Linked DNA regions of Homo sapiens: region 1 is linked to region 2. A link is a loop called in an ENCODE intact Hi-C map of the cell type or tissue named here. Cell type or tissue: dorsolateral prefrontal cortex. All regions are shown on one strand. Each heading gives the region's core, and the rest is flanking DNA. Links, peaks and the distances in the headings are about the cores only.

What was found. A loop is a pair of places that touch in the nucleus more often than their neighbours do. Peaks named below come from ENCODE experiments on the same cell type or tissue, not always from the same donor. Only the 100,000 strongest peaks of a DNase experiment are listed, where the experiment ranks them.
Region 1: it touches region 2 in a loop (1.0-fold over the local background); 2 of 110 quality-filtered maps call a loop at or near these places.

What each region holds. Positions count from the first base shown.
Region 1 is chr3:19,854,639-19,860,021 of GRCh38, reverse strand. No RefSeq gene overlaps it. Among named protein-coding and RNA genes, the nearest start is that of EFHB, 77 kb to the left of the region's middle. RefSeq lists an enhancer at 4,166-4,753. In dorsolateral prefrontal cortex, for the core only: no CTCF peak of the experiment used is centred there; no DNase peak of the experiment used is centred there.
Region 2 is chr3:19,570,204-19,575,586 of GRCh38, reverse strand. No RefSeq gene overlaps it. Among named protein-coding and RNA genes, the nearest start is that of MIR4791, 260 kb to the right of the region's middle. In dorsolateral prefrontal cortex, for the core only: no CTCF peak of the experiment used is centred there; no DNase peak of the experiment used is centred there.

The DNA.
Region 1 (5,383 bases), core at 185-5,184, 280 kb before region 2:
TTAGTTGTGAAGTCCTTGCCCATGCCTATGTCCTGAATGGTAATGCCTAGGTTTTCTTCTAGGGTTTTTATGGTTTTAGGTCTAATGTTTAAGTCTTTAATCCATCTTGAATTAATTTTTGTATAAGATGTAAGGAAGGGATCCAGTTTCAGCTTTCTCCATATGGCTAGCCAGTTTTCCCAGCACCATTTATTAAACAGGGAATCCTTTCCCCATTTCTTGTTTTTCTCAGGTTTGTCAAAGATCAGATAGTTGTAGTATGTGGCGTTATTTCTGAGGGCTCTGTTCTGTTCCATTGATCACTATCTGTTTTGGTGCCAGTACCATGCTGTTTTGGTTACTGTAGCCTTGTAGTATAGTTTGAAGTCAGGTAGCGTGATGCCTCCAGCTTTGTTCTTTTGGCTTAAGATTGACTTGGTGATGCGGGCTCTTTTTTGGTTCCAGATGAACTTTAAAGTAGTTTTTTCCAATTCTGTGAAGAAAGTCATTGGTAGCTTGATGGGGATGGCATTGAATCTATAAATTACCTTGGGCAGTATGGCCATTTTCACGATATTGATTCTTCCTACCCATGAGCATGGAATGTTCTTCCATTTGTTTGTACCCTCTTTTATTTTATTGAGCAGTGGTTTGTAGTTCTCCTTGAAGAGGTCCTTCACGTCTCTTGTAAGGTGGATTCCTAGGTATTTTCTTCTCTTTGAAGCAATTGTGAATGGGAGTTCACTCATGATTTGGCTCTCTGTTTGTGTGTTATTGGTGTATAAGAATGCTTGTGATTTTTGTACATTGATTTTGTATCCTGAGACTTTGCTGAAGTTGCTTATCAGCTTAAGGAGATTTTGGGCTGAGACAATGGGGTTTTCTAGATATACAATCATGTCATCTGCAAACAGGGACAATTTGACTTCCTCTTTTCCTAATTGAATACCCTTTATTTCCTTCTCCTGCCTAATTGCCCTGGCCAGAACTTCCAACACTATGTTGAATAGGAGTGGTGAGAGAGGACATCCCTGTCTTGTTCCAGTTTTCAAAGGGAATGCTTCCAGTTTTTGCCCATTCAGTATGATATTGGCTGTGGGTTTGTCAGAGATAGCTCTTAGTATTTTGAGATATGTCCCATCAATACCTAAGTTATTGAGAGTTTTTAGCATTAAGAGTTGTTGAATTTTGTCAAAGGCCTTTTCTGCATCTATTGAGATAATCATGTAGTTTTTGTCTTTGGTTCTGTTTATATGCTGGATTACATTTATTGATTTGCGTATATTGAACCAGCCTTGCATCCCAGGGATGAAGCCCACTTGATCGTGGTGGATAAGCTTTTTGATGTGCTGCTGGATTCGGTTTGCCAGTATTTTATTGAGGATTTTTGCATCAATGTTCATCAAGGATATTGGTCTAAAATTCTCTTTTTTGGTTGTGTCTCTGCCTGGCTTTGGTATCAGGATGATGCTGGCCTCATCAAATGAGTTAGGGAGGATTCCTTCTTTTTCTATTGATTGGAATAGTTTCAGAAGGAATGGTACCAGTTCCTCCTTGTACCTCTGGTAGAATTCGGCTGTGAATCCATCTGGTCCTGGACTCTTTTTGGTTGGTAAACTATTGATTATTGCCACAATTTCAGCTCCTGTTATTGGTCTATTCAGAGATGCAACTTCTTCCTGGTTTAGTCTTGGGAGAGTGTATGTGTCAAGGAATTTATCCATTTCTTCTAGATTTTCCAGTTTATTTGCGTAGAGGTGTTTGTAGTATTCTCTGATGGTAGTTTGTATTTCTGTGGGATCGGTGGTGATATCCCCTTTATCATTTTTTATTGTGTCTATTTGATTCTTCTCTCTTTTTTTCTTTATTAGTCTTGCTAGCGGTCTATCAATTTTGTTGATCCTTTCAAAAAACCAGCTCCTGGATTCCTTGATTTTTTGAAGGGTTTTTTGTGTCTCTATTTCCTTCAGTTCTGCTCTGATTTTAGTTATTTCTTGCCTTCTGCTAGCTTTTGAATGTGTTTGCTCTTGCTTTTCTAGTTCTTTTAATTGTGATGTTAGGGTGTCAATTTTGGATCTTTCCTGCTTTCTCTTGTGGGCATTTAGTGCTATAAATTTCCCTCTACACACTGCTTTGAATGTGTCCCAGAGATTCTGGTATGTCATGTCTTTGTTCTCGTTGGTTTCAAAGAACATCTTTATTTCTGCCTTCATTTCGTTATGTACCCAGTAGTCATTCAGGAGCAGGTTGTTCAGTTTCCATGTAGTTGAGCGGCTTTGAGTGAGATTCTTAATCCTGACTTCTAGTTTGATTGCACTGTGGTCTGAGAGATAGTTTGTTATAATTTCTGTTCTTTTACATTTGCTGAGGAGAGCTTTACTTCCAAGTATGTGGTCAATTTTGGAATAGGTGTGGTGTGGTGCTCAAAAAAATGTATATTCTGTTGATTTGGGGTGGAGAGTTCTGTAGATGTCTATTAGGTCCACTTGGTCCAGAGCTGAGTTCAATTCCTGGGTATCCTTGTTGACTTTCTGTCTTGTTGATCTGTCTAATGTTGACAGTGGGGTGTTAAAGTCTCCCATTATTAATATGTGGGAGTCTAAGTCTCTTTGTAGGTCACTCAGGACTTGCTTTATGAATCTGGGTGCTCCTGTATTGGGTGCATATATATTTAGGATAGTTAGCTCTTCTTGTTGAATTGATCCCTTTACCATTATGTAATGGCCTTCTTTGTCTCTTTTGATCTTTGTTGGTTTAAAGTCTGTTTTATCAGAGACTAGGATTGCAACCCCTGCCTTTTTTTGTTTTCCATTTGCTTGGTAGATCTTCCTCCATCCTTTTATTTTGAGCCTATGTGTGTCTCTGCACGTGAGATGGGTTCCCTGAATACAGCACACTGATGGGTCTTGACTCTTTATCCAATTTGCCAGTCTGTGTCTTTTAATAGGAGAATTTAGTCCATTTACATTTAAAGTTAATATTGTTATGTGTGAATTTGATCCTGTCATTATGATGTTAGCTGGTGATTTTGCTCGTCAGTTGACGCAGTTTCTTCCTAGTCTCGATGGTCTTTACATTTTGGCATGATTTTGCAGCAGCTGGTACCGGTTGTTCCTTTCCATGTTTAGCGCTTCCTTCAGGAGCTCTTTTAGGGCAGGCCTGGTGGTGACAAAATCTCTCAGCATTAGCTTGTCTGTAAAGTATTTTATTTCTCCTTCACTTATGAAGCTTAGTTTGGCTGGATATGAAATTCTGGGTTGAAAATTCTTTTCTTTAAGAATGATGAATATTGGCCCCCACTCTCTTCTGGCTTGTAGGGTTTCTGCCGAGAGATCCGCTGTTAGTCTGATGGGCTTCCCTTTGAGGGTAACCCGACCTTTCTCTCTGGCTGCCCTTAACATTTTTTCCTTCATTTCAACTTTGGTGAGTCTGACAATTATGTGTGTTGGAGTTGCTCTTCTCGAGGAGTATCTTTGTGGCGTTCTCTGTATTTCCTGTATCTGAACGTTGGCCTGCCTTGCTAGATTGGGGAAGTTCTCCTGGATAATATCCTGCAGAGTGTTTTCCAACTTGGTTCCATTCTCCCCATCACTTTCAGGTACACCAATCAGACGTAGATTTGGTCTTTTCACATAGTCCCATATTTCTTGGAGGCTTTGCTCATTTGTTTTTATTCTTTTTTCTCTAAACTTCCCTTCTCGCTTCATTTCATTCATTTCATCTTCCATTGCTGATACCCTTTCTTCCAGTTGATTGCATTGGCTCCTGAGGCTTCTGCATTCTTCACGTAGTTCTCGAGCCTTGGTTTTCAGCTCCATCAGCTCCTTTAAGCACTTCTCTGTATTGGTTATTCTAGTTATACATTCTTCTAAATTTTTTTCAAAGTTTTCAACTTCTTTGCCTTTGGTTTGAATGTCCTCCCGTAGCTCAGAGTAATTTGATCATCTGAAGCCTTCTTCTCTCAGCTCGTCAAAGTCATTCTCCATCCAGCTTTGTTCCGTTGCTGGTGAGGAACTGCGTTCCTTTGGAGGAGGAGAGGCACTCTGCGTTTTAGAGTTTCCAGTTTTTCTGTTCTGTTTTTTCCCCATCTTTGTGGTTTTATCTACTTTTGGTCTTTGATGATGGTGATGTACAGATGGGTTTTTGGTGTGGATGTCCTTTCTGTTTGTTAGTTTTCCTTCTAACAGACAGGACCCTCAGCTGCAGGTCTGTTGGAGTACCAGGCTGTGTGAGGTGTCAGTGTGCCCCTGCTGGGGGGTGCCTCCCAGTTAGGCTGCTGGGGGGTCAGGGGTGAGGGACCCACTTGAGGAGGCAGTCTGCCCGTTCTCAGATCTCCAGCTGTGTGCTGGGAGAACCACTGCTCTCTTCAAAGCTGTCAGACAGCGACATTTAAGTCTGCAGAGGTTACTGCTGTCTTTTTGTTTGTCTGTGCCCTGCCCCCAGAGGTGGAGCCTACAATGGCAGGCAGGCCTCCTTGAACTGTGGTGGGCTCCACCCAGTTGGAGCTTCCAGGCTGCTTTGTTTACCTAATCAAGCCTGGGCAATGGCGGGCGCCCCTCCCCCAGCCTAGCTGCCGACTTGCAGTTTGATCTCAGACTGCTGTGCTAGCAATCAGGGAGATTCCGTGGGCGTAGGACCCTCCGAGCCAGGTGTGGGATATAGTCTCGTGGTGCGCCGTTTTTTAAGCCCGTCTGAAAAGTGCAATATTCGGGTGGGAGTGACCCGATTTTCCAGGTGCGTCCGTCACCCCTTTCTTTGACTTGGAAAGGGAACTCCCTGACCCCTTGCGCTTCCCAGGTGAGGCAATGCCTCGCCCTGCTTCGGCTCGCGCACGGTGCGCGCACCCACTGGCCTGCGCCCACTGTGTGGCACTCCCTAGTGAGATGAACCTGGTACCTCAGATGGAAATGCAGAAATCACCCGTCTTCTGCGTCGCTCATGCCTGGAGCTGTAGACCGGAGCTGTTCCTATTCAACCATCTTGGCTCCTCCCCCGATGTGTAGTCTTTTATCCACCACTCCCACTCTTCCATCCAAGTCCCCCAACTCCATTATATAATTCTTAAGCCTTTGCATCCTCACAGCTTAGCTCCCACTTATATGTGAGAACATACGATGTTTGCTTTTCCATTTCTGAGTTACTTCACTTATAATAAGGGTCTCCAACTTAATCCAGGTTGCTGCAAATGCCATTAGTTTGTTTCTTTTTATGGCTGAGTAGTATTCCATGTTGTATGTATATCACATTTTCTTCATTCACTTGTTGGTTGCTGGGCATTTAGGTTGGTTTCATATTTTTGCTATTGTGAATTGTGCTGCTATACATATGCATGTGCAAGTGTCTTTTTTCATATAATGATTCTTTTTCTTTTTTTTCTTATTTTCACTATTTATAAATATAACCT
Region 2 (5,383 bases), core at 233-5,232:
TAGTCACGAAGTATTATTATTTTTGGCCTACACAGTGACTCCACCATCTCCCAGTGGGTAATGAATAAAGGAAATTAAGCACAACTGTCCTCCATATTGATAATATGCTCATGTACCTGATAAATGCAAACTAATGTAGATCTCTGGTTTGAGTATCTCTGTAGCAAATATGATAGAACTACCGGGGTATCAACCTTGAGAAATTAAATTTGGATGCCAAAAAATGAAATACCTAGGCCATGTTCAGTCTATTCAACTTGTCTGCATGATGCCAAAAAGGTATTGGAAGTTTTTGAGTGTTCTCTATTGCATACAGATGGTCCCTGGCTTATGATGGCTCGACTTATGACTTTTTGACTTTACGATGGTGTGAAAGTAATATATATTTAGTAGAAACTGTATTTCAAGCACCCCTACAACCATCCTGTTTATTACTTTCAGTATAATATTCAATAAATTACACAAGATAACTCAATACTTCATTATAAAATAAGCTTTGTGCTGGATGGTTTTGCCCAACTGTAGGAAATGCAAGTGTTCTGAGCATGTTTAAGGTAGGCAAGGCTGAATTATGATGTTTGGTAGGTTAGGCATATTAAATGCATTTTCAACTTACAGTATTTTCAATTTCCAATGAGTTTATCATGAATTACAATGAGTTTATCACAACTTAACTCCATTGTAAGTTGAGGAGGATCTGGATTTGATGGGTTCCTGAAATAAGCAGTTAGGTGTCTTGTTTCCCAGGCTGCATTATTTGGGAATGAGTAAGGCAGTCTTGCCCAGGAAGGTCTCTAGTGAGCATTCATCCAGGTGCTCATGAATACCAGTGCCTGACTAAGATTCAGAGCCACATAGAGATGGTCTTAGGAGACATGTATGTGGACAGGCTTCTTCCTTCATTGCTGTAGCTTTGTTGCTGCCACCCCAAAGGGGTATGTCTATCCATTCAACATTAATATAATCCACAGAAACTTTTGATGGTTCACAACCAACGTGATAGCTCTAGCATTTCTTGTATGACTCTTAACCATACATTACAGACAAACTCAGCAGGCCAGAGGGTGCTCTGAACTCGCGCTAGACTCCTTAATCTCATTGAAACAGTATCACAATAAATTTTATTTTATAGCCATGACATCATCCTGGAGACAGCAGACATTCACCAAGATTCTGTACACCATTCTCTGCTTTGCTTCCCCATTTGTATGAGCCACTTTCATCCTGTTTACATAAGGCATTTATCTCATTTTAATAATATAATTTTGACAGATTGTATTTGGATCTCCAGAAGGCATATGAGGAAATTTTGTCTCAGATTGAGTTCCAGTATTTGCCCTCATGGTCACCCCCACAATCTCCTTTATATTGGTTTGCATTGCCGGGATTCCGAATCCTGAGTTTGTTTTCATCTTCCTTTCTTTTTTATTTTGCTTCTGAATCTTTATCCATCTTTTATTTCTTATACTATCCCTGACAAATGAAACTCTCTCCTGGTTATAAGATGGATATAAAATATTGGGTTCATGTAGCAGCTTGAGAAAAAAATAATAAAATAAATGAAAATTCTACTCAATGACATGACAATCAATTTGGTATATACAGAAAATAATCCTGAAAGATAACTGCATTGTAACCTTTTAGACATTACGTACAGTCATGCTTGATTGCTCAGCCCTCATTCTTGCTGAAGCATTATCACTCTTTATCCCCATCCCTTTTGTTTTCCTAGCTGCTTTGAGCAATGACAGTCATATTGAAGGTAAAGAATAAAGAAAGGTAAATAAATGCTAAAAATATGACTATCTGTCTGAATGTCAATGACCATTTACAACCACTGGAGACACAGCCACCCTGACTGCATTTGAAATTTCAGACTTAATGTGGCCTCTGGCTAATGGAATTGGTGCTGCCAATCTTTCTGCACAGTAGAAGAGGCGCCTTGGAACTAAGTCTCTGATTTTTTCTAACACCTAATTATCTGCTAGGTCCCATAGCTGTGGAAACCACGTAAATGGCATAATACATTTCACTTAACCATGGCAGAGTTAACAGTTCCTGTGATTTCAGACCAGTGCGAAGTATTTTAAAATTGAGTTATATTTAATAGTAGAATACAAATTTGATGTCAGAATATTCCATATAATGTAGTATGTGTAAACCCAGTAGAAATGTTTATATAAATTTGGCTTAAACCATAATTAGTATTTGTATAAGTATCAGCTCAATTTATTTAATCAGGAGTGTTTTAATAATAATAGGCCTAGAAATTAATGTGGACACAGAGAATAATAATTGATTAAGCTGAAAATCACATGCTTTAGAAAACTGATCTTATATCAATTTATTCACTTACTACTCTACAACCATTTGCTTCTACAACCACTAAAATTTCAGTCTTATTAAATATGAGTCTAATGTAATGAAACTTTGGAAATGCAGGCAGAAAATAAAGAATACATGCCAAATAAAAATAAAACAGAAAATTGATAACTTTGAGGGTTTCTGTTATTATTACCTTTAGCTGGCACCAAAGCTATAAGTTAATACAGACTTCTACTTAATTTGGGTTGACTACCACCACTAATTCAATGACTGTGTGTGTGTGTGTGTGTGTGTGTGTGTGTGTGCATGAATGAATGCAGGGCATTATGAAATGTTGGCTCAGTTACTAAAAGTTACTTCATAATGATCATTGATGGCTATCTTAAACATTCCTACTAGATATTTGAAAGTAGAAATTATACCATTATGTTTGCTATTACTTCTTTTTAATTTGATTGATGTCTACAGAAAATTGTTCCTGACAATAATCTCTATTGGATGATGTCTAGAAAGATAGTTGAATTAGGAAAAGCACCAGTAGATTTTTCCCTTCTAATTTCTCAAGGAAAAGCATAGGCAATCATTTATCCAGAAAAAAATTACTTCACTGGTAAAAATATTTGTAATAGCTAACCTGCTGCTCTCCAGCCCCAAACTTGGTACTGCTTGACTAAAACATAGGTATGAGAAGGTTGCTGCTGGCTAAAGTTGAAGATCCTTACTTGGACTCTTGTTAATCTGATGTCCTCCTGTGCTGGATGTTGAATTATATCCTTTAAAAGGATGTTGAAATCCTAACATTTTGTACCTGTGAATATGACCTTACTTAGAAATAAGATCTTTGCAGATGATCAAGTTAAGATGAAGTCGTTAGGGTGGACTGTAGTCCAGTAGGACCGGTGTCCTAGTAAAAGGGGAAATTGAACACAGAGATAGACATGCAGACAGAATTCCAGGTGAATGTGAAAGCGGAGCTCAGGGTGATACATCTACAAGCAAAGGCGGTCAAAAATTTCTAGCAAACCACCAGGAGCTAAGGAAGAGGCACGGAACAGAGTTCTCCTTCACAGCTCTCAAAAGGAATCAATCCTGCTGATACTTGATCACCTTGATCTCAGATTTCTGGCCTCTAGAAGGGTGAGAAACAATTTTTTCTTGTTTAAGCCACCCAGTTTGTGGAACCTTTTATGTTAACCCTAGCAAACGAATACAACTCCAAACCTAACAGTGCTGGTCAGCTTTGCTCTGCTAACACACACCCCTAGATCTCAGTGGCTCCAGGCTGTTCTCTGCCCCTGGCTATAGTTCTGTTCCACATGTCTTCTTCTGGATTCCAGGCTGAAGGAGCAACATCTGTCTGGGATGTACCATTCGAATGGTGGAGACTTACAAGGCCTTTTACAACTTCTGCCCAGTCAGGGTGTATGTGAGTCACTGAGCACATTTCATTGACCAAAGTAAGTCACATGGCAATGGCAAGGATGTGGAAACTTCTTATAGGAAATATGGTGGGAGAGTGAATAATTGTGAAATATAAAACAAACACACTACTTCTTCCTCAATGGAGAAAGAATTGAGGGCAGGCCCATCAAAACTCTGGCTCTGAACTTCTGTGTATAAACCTAGTATTGCATGATGGGATGGGATAAATCATTCCAATGCCTAATCTGTAGATAAAATCTAGAAGTGGTTAGGACTTAGACTTGATTTTCAGCACTGAGAGTGTGCCTATCCTTCAGTGACATGCCCACTGAATTAAATTTAATTGAATTAAAAATAGTAACTTTATAATAATGCATACAAGATGTATACAAGAGAAAATGATCAGCCTCTTTGTTTGCTTATTTTCCTCTTTTCCTTTCTCATTTGTATTTACTTATGACTGGAACGAGATAATTGACTTTTTTTTGTTTCCTTGTACTTCCTGAGATAATTTTCCTAATATTCAGATAATAAGACTTGAAATGGATTTTGTGCAGGAGAGACTCATAATGGTTTTTAGAAAATAACAGCTATCTATTTTCATTGATAAAAGAGAATATGAGAGTTGTGGAAGAAAAAGGTAGAATTCTGCTGTTGACCAATTCACATAATTTCTGAAAACATTAGACAGCAAATTCAGTGCTGCAGAAAGTCAGACTGGTGGAACATGGTGGGACATAAGAAAAGAGCTGAAAGATGAAAGGGAATGTGAGAGATGTCAGAGCAGACATGGAAAATAGAAGTTTCTGAATAACAAAACAGACTGTTAATCAATGGCATACAAGATAAAGAAATACAGATGTTAATAGCTGAGGTAGGAGACAACAGTGTCTCACTTTATTTCAGATAAATAAAAGAAGCAAAAACACTCTATAAGATATACTCTGGCTATTTTATATATTTCATAGTATAGAAATTTTCTTTTGCTCTTCCCATCTCAAAATTAAAGATAAATTATCAGAGGAATTAAAATCTGGGTAACTCCTATTTCTTTATCATACTATCACAATCAAAAGATAGCAGAGCAGTATTTCAAATGTTTTCTAGGAAGAAGATGTGATGCAGGTATGTCACACCCAGTTGAAATGCTATTACTATGTGAAATACAGCCTAGTATATTTCAGATTTGTCTTCCAAAAACTTTACCTTTAATGATGATGATATTCAGATGTTCAATGATTAATTTTTTAAAAGGGTTGAATTTTGTAGCTATTGTGGAAAATACATACAAAGAATATTGAAATCACTTACCCAATTTACAAATAAGTAAATAATTCTGTGAATTCAATTATAAAATAAGAGTGGTACAATTAGGATTAAGGGTAGAAAGAAGACATTTGCTTTTTCTAATTATACTAAAAATACAAAAGACAATGGAAATAGAAAAAGAAAAAGGAAATGTACTTCTCCAAAAAAGGCATAAGACAGATGCAAGTAATATAAATATTTGATATTCATACATAAAACACACAGAATCTTAGACTGTTTTTTATTTAAAAGGCCTAGTGATTTGTTGCTCTGAGGATATCTGCTGAAAGTAGACCAAAAGTAAAATGAGTTAGCAAAAATGGCAGAG